Linked DNA regions of Homo sapiens: region 1 is linked to region 2. The links are chromatin loops, found by intact Hi-C in ENCODE. Cell type or tissue: mammary epithelial cell. All regions are shown on one strand. Links, peaks and the distances in the headings refer to the core of each region. The heading gives the core; the rest is flanking DNA.

Region 1 (2,908 bases), core at 247-2,746, 100 kb after region 2:
GCACTTTATTTGCACTAAATCATTTAATCTCATAAAACACCTATGATGCAGGAACACTTATTCTACTCATTTTACAGATAGGAACTGCAGTACAGAGAAATTAAGTTAACTACCCCAGACTGCACACAGAGGAACCCCAGAAGCTGGGATGGGAACCCAGACAGGGAGGCTCCCAGAGCCTGGCCCTCTGTAAAGGGTATCTAGTGCCAGCAAGATTTGCTTTCTTAATGAAGGAACTGTCTTGTCTATTTTGATGCTAAATGGGGACACTGGCTTCATCACACCTCTTGAAGACAGGGTCACCCCTACCCTATCACAGAGGGACTGGAAATGAATGTCTCCGCCTTCCTGCCAGCACAGCACATCTTTCCTCTTTCGGAGAGATTTTCCCTAGAAGCCACAGTGGACACTTGCAGGAGGCACCCAATTCTCTGCTCCCTGGGGAGTTCCCTGTGGTCTTCCCCTCACCCCACCTCCCGCCTCCCTGCCCTGCCCACAGCACACGCCTACCCTGCCTGGCTCTGCCCGCTGGCACCTTTTACCTCCCACCACGCTCTTCCCTCTGCCTGGACTCTCCCTTCACCTTCTAGTTTCCAGCAGTGACTCACCCAGAAACCTTCACCCTCCTCTGTTTCTCCAGGCCAAGGTGCCCGTTGCCTCCTCTGGAGCCCTGCAGCACTTGGCAAATACTCTCAATACAGGAATTTACACAACTCATTTTTATTCATGAGTCTGTCTCTGAAAACTGCAAGTTCCCCCAGGATACACTGCAAATGCTAAGAAGGCTTAGAGAAATAATAATAATAATAATAATAATAATAATAATAACAATAATGAAAATGGTGTCCGTTTAGGTCAGGCTGACCTCCTATGAAGGGACCTGGCTTTCTGGAACCTGCTGTCCTGGTTCTTATCCTTACTGTTGGACCCCAGGCTGACCTTGAGCCTTGAGTGATGTCCCACATCCCGTGAGTCTTTTCCAGATGGCTTTGGGTCCACAGCCTGGTTTCTTAGGTCCAGGGACACTCTCTCTTGCCTGCCTTGTCACCTACTGGTGCCTGCTCACCACAGAACAGGTACCAATAGGCCTGGCTCACAGACAGGTCATATCTTACTGAATATAGAAAATGTAGAAAGAAAAGTGAATTTTGAGCCAGGAATGATGGCACATCAGAAGGAAATACCTTTATAGAAGTTTCTGGATATAGTTTGTAACTTTTCAGCCCATAACATGCTCCCAACTCAAACCACTTCGAGAGCCTGCTTTCCCCTTAATCAGGTATTCTCAGGCTTGGCATTATTGACATTTGGGGTTGGATAATTCTTTGTTGTGGATGCCGGTCCTGTGCACCGATGGAGGCTTGACAGCATCCGCAGCCTCTCCCCACTAGATGCCAGTAGCACTTCCCCTGTGTTCCAACCCTGTTATGACAGCAACCAAAAATGAATCCAGACACTGCCAAACGTCATGAGGTGCAAAAGCACCCAGGTTGAGAAGCTCTGCCCTAACTCGCCCTCGAATCCTGCAATCGCTCACTCAACTTCATTCCCTTCAAACGCACCATGATTTTAGACACTCAGACAATACACCAGCTTCAGCCCCCCTTCTTCCTGCTGTTGCATCTGTTTTTCCAGTCAGCCACCAACTAAAGATAATTGTATCTTGACTTGTCACAGGTTTGAATTTAAATTCCACCCCTTACTAGCTGTGTGTCCTCTGACAATGCAGGTAACCTCGCTGTGCCTGCTCTTCATCAGCAGAATGGAGATAATGGTATCTCAGAGGGCTGCCGTCAAGTTCAAAGACATCCAGTGTGAAGTGCCTGGGAGGAGCAGGCACCTGAGAATTCATTCGTTCCTTGGATATCCAAGACCACTTCTTCTCTGGGAAATGAGAGAGCAGAGGGGTTGCAATCCCCACCCTTTTGCCTCAGTTCCCCTGCCCCAGGGCACTGCCCGTTGCCCTTTTCTTTTCTTTTTGAGACGGAGTCTTGCTCTGTTGCCAGACTGGAGTGCAATGGCGTGATCTCGGCTCACTGCAACCTCTGCCTCCCGGGTTCAAGCGATTCTCCTGCCTCCCTAGTAGCTGGGACTACAAGTGCATGCCACCATGCTTAGCTGATTTTTGTATATTTAGTAGAGACGGGGCTTCACTATATTGGCCAGGATGGTCTCGAACCCCTGACCTCAGGTGATCCGCCTGCCTCGGCCTCCCAAAGTGCTGGGATTACAGGCATGAGCCACCATGCCCGGCCCCACTGTCCTTTTCTATGTATGTGTGGACAGAGGGGCAGTTCATCCACAGTCAAACCTGGAGGACCGAGGCAGCACCAGGAACCACACCAGAGGCCACGCAAGGGCATTCCCTGGGCCTCTGTCCTGACCTGGAGGACAAGGGCTCATCACTGCAGCACCCTTTCTAATAAATCCACCGTACTGAAGATCGATCGGTCAGCACGTTTCCCTGGTGCCTTGAGCCTCAGTCTGTTTGAGGTCCTGTAACAATACAACAGCCTGGGTGGCTTATAAACAACAGAAATTTACTTCTCACAGTTCTGGAGTCTAGAAGTCCAAAAGAAGGCGCCACCAGAAGATTTGGTGTCTGTTGGAAGGCCACTTTCTGGTTCACAGATGGCATGTCCTAGGTGTACCCTCACGTCATGGAGAGGGCGAGGCACCTCTCTGGGGCCTCTTTTATAAGGGTACTAACCCCATCATGGGGGCTCCTCCATCATGACCTATTCGAGTTCTGTTGAAATCTAACCCACCTTGGGTTAGGATTCACACAAACATTCAGACCATACCACCTTGGTTCATGTCAGCACCCTCATCTCCCATATCCACCTCCCAACCCAGCGCAGCCACCTGTCTGAAGGTATAATCTCTTAATGGAGACTTCTCCATACGA
Region 2 (2,908 bases), core at 182-2,681:
GACGGTGCTGATGCCTAGTGAGCTGAGGGCTGAGTTCTAGCACATTCCATGTACTACCTCATTTAATCGTCGCCACAACCCTATGCGCAGATACACTCCCATTTTAACGTAAGGAAACTGAGACACAGAGAGATGAAGTAACGTGCCCAGTGATACATGTACAGTAAGTGGGAAGCTGAAATAAAAACAAAGCAGAGGACTAAAGAAAGGGGAGGAAGAACAGGAAGAAGGCAGGAACAGCCTGGGCAAAGCAGGAACAGCCTGGGCAAAGGCAGAGGTGTGGGAGAGCCCCAAGATGTGAGGCAGACAGTAGACGGAGACCCTTGCAAACAAGAAGAGTCAGTGGTGTGGCTGTGTAGGAGATGGCTGGGCTGCAGCTGCCCGCGGAGGTGCGCCGAGGTCAGGCTATGACCTGCCTACAGCAAGAAGCACAGCAGCTCCTGGGCTCAGGTGTGTCCTGCTCAGGCTATGTGGCCTCAGGGAGACACCTGCTATGGAGTGCTGCTGTGGAGGTCCCTGAGGCTCGGAAAACCTTGGGGATGAGCCCAGGCCTCAAGGGCAAGACCCAAGTCAGGCCCTGTGCTAGCCAGCTCTGGTGCTCCCAAAAGCCAACTTGTGTAGTTCCCAGTTATTTCTCACTCTCATTCACTAGCATGCTCAGGTGTTCACTCAATGGGGATATAGCGAACTAACTCGGTTTCTGCTGCTCCACAGTGGAAAGCCCACTGCTACCTCGAGATCCAGCTCTGTTGATGCCATGAATAATGGCAACAACAAAATCATTCTTAATTAAATACCCGCCATGTGCTAGGGCCTTTAGACACTGCATAGAATGTAATCCTCACAACCCCGAGAGGCAGGTGTCTTCACCATCAGTTTATAAATGAAGAAATGGAGGCACAGAAAAGTTACATTACCAGCCTGTGGCCACACAACTGCGTAGGAGCCCAGGTCCTGCAGGATCCTGCACTTCCTCCCACTCAGAAAGGGGAAATGGCAGCAGAAGGTTGAGGGCTTTGGAAATCCCTCTAACTCTAAGCTAATTTTAGAGAAATCTAATTAATTCCAAAGGAACCAGCGCCTGCAGAGTGCTGAAGAACCTGCTCAGAGCCATATCCCTGCTGGCTCTGGGAAGCCCAGGGTCCTGAGGGAGACAGAACTGAGCTTTAGTGGCATGGGGCCTCTACTTGGGACTCCACCCCGCACCTACAGTGTGGGGGATCTCTGGACCTTAGTTTATCCATCCTCACCTCGTGCTCCACCACCAGTGGAAATGGCGGCAAAGGCTCAGGTGCTTCCTCTTGTCACCAGAGGGAGCCAGACGCTTTCTCATGCCAGGGAATGCCTGCCTCACTGGTGTGGCTGAAGCAGTGCAGTTCAAGGTAGGAGGGTCACCAGCTCCTCTGAGGGTGGCTCCCCCGCCTGTAGGAGGACACGGCGGGGCAAATGACTCTGTGGGAGTCTGTGGTAATCAGTGAAGGTCCTCACGCCGTGTCTGTCAAAAAAATGACCATCTCCGAAAAGCCCAAGAAGGGAAGGGAGGCCTGCTATTACCCCAACCACAGGGTAATAGAAGGACCCATATCAGGGACCTCCCTGATATGGTTTCGCTGTGTCCCCACCCAAATCTCATCTTGAATTGTAGCTCCCATAATTCCCACGGGTCGTGGGAGGGACCCCATGGGAGGTAACTGAATAATGGGGGTGGTTACCCTCATGCTGTTCTCACGATAGGGAGTTCTCACGAGTTCTGATGGGTTTATACGGGGCTTTTCTCCATTTTGTTCAGCACTTCTCTCTCCTGCCACCATGTGAAGAAGGAAGTGATTGCTTCTTCTTCTGCCATGATTGTAAGTTTCCTGATGCTTTCCCAGCCATCCTGAACTGTGAGTGAATTAAATCTCTTTTCTTTATAAATTATGCAGTTGTAGGTGTGTCTTTATTAGCAGCATGAGAATGGACTAATACACTCCCCAATCTCATACAGTCCGTACTTGACTCGGTTCATCTTCCCAAAACATATTAAATCACACTCATCCCCTATTTTAAACCCTCACAGGCTTCCTGACTCCATGCCAGGCTGTGCGACTACAGGCAGATGGGGCTCTGAGTGCAGGTGGGGACCTGGCTCAGGGCCTCCCTCCGAGTGTGTGCTGACTGGTGGGGATTGCCCTGGCTGGTGTACGGTGCTGGTGTACAGTGTCCAAGGAGGCCCGTGAGCACCAGAGTGAGGCTCAGCAGAATGAGAATCAGGCTCTGGGGGCAGAGTGGGTGGGCTAGCGGCAGGTCCCTGGGGCACTGTCTATCCGTGGATTCATGCCCAGGCCCCATGCAGGAGCAAATGAGTAGAGACTCAGTGATCATGCATAGGGCACAAGATAGGGATGGGAGCTGGGGTTCCAGGATAAAGCAGAAATCCTAACATCAAAACTACGTCCTGCATCCGGGGAAAGTACTGAACATGCAGCAGAACATAGGCTGCATCAGCAGAAATCCCTCCTATCTAGAGGCAGGGTTGGTGTCCTGAGGTTCTGACTGGGAAGGGCAGACTGCAGAGGTGCTAGCCAGGTTGGCACCAGCTGCACGCAACCGATGCATTCTCACCCCTTTCCAACCTCACCTCCAGCGGGGCCCCTACACCATGGGTTTTGTTTGACGAACGGTGGAAAACAGTCAAGATGTGAGTCAAATGCAAATTTCACCCTGATTTTATCACTAAGGGGGACACGGCCGCTTGCTGACATGACAGTCGGCTGATTTTGAAGCCTGGTGAAAACTAAGGATGGATTATTAAACTCTGGATTTATGTGTTCTGCAAGCAGGGAGCTGTCACTGTCAGAAGTCGACAGAGTTTAGCAGGAACAAGTCACGCCAGACCAACTTCATTTCCTCTGCAGTTTTCTGATAG

What was found. A loop is a pair of places that touch in the nucleus more often than their neighbours do. Peaks named below come from ENCODE experiments on the same cell type or tissue, not always from the same donor. Only the 100,000 strongest peaks of a DNase experiment are listed, where the experiment ranks them.
Region 1: a loop joins it to region 2, with 8 times the contacts of the local background. A loop is called at or near these places in 28 of 110 quality-filtered maps.

What each region holds. Positions count from the first base shown.
Region 1 is chr15:91,972,186-91,975,093 of GRCh38, reverse strand. The region is part of intron 2 of SLCO3A1 (solute carrier organic anion transporter family member 3A1); the gene reads right to left. Among named protein-coding and RNA genes, the nearest start is that of SLCO3A1, 120 kb to the right of the region's middle. RefSeq lists enhancers at 5-505, 506-1,006. In mammary epithelial cell, for the core only: a CTCF peak has its summit at 1,394 (motif pointing right); DNase peaks (open chromatin) are centred at 573 and 1,453; H3K27ac peaks cover 1,354 bases.
Region 2 is chr15:92,075,948-92,078,855 of GRCh38, reverse strand. All of the region lies in intron 2 of SLCO3A1 (solute carrier organic anion transporter family member 3A1), which reads right to left. Among named protein-coding and RNA genes, the nearest start is that of SLCO3A1, 220 kb to the right of the region's middle. In mammary epithelial cell, for the core only: a CTCF peak has its summit at 1,306 (motif pointing right); a DNase peak (open chromatin) is centred at 1,325.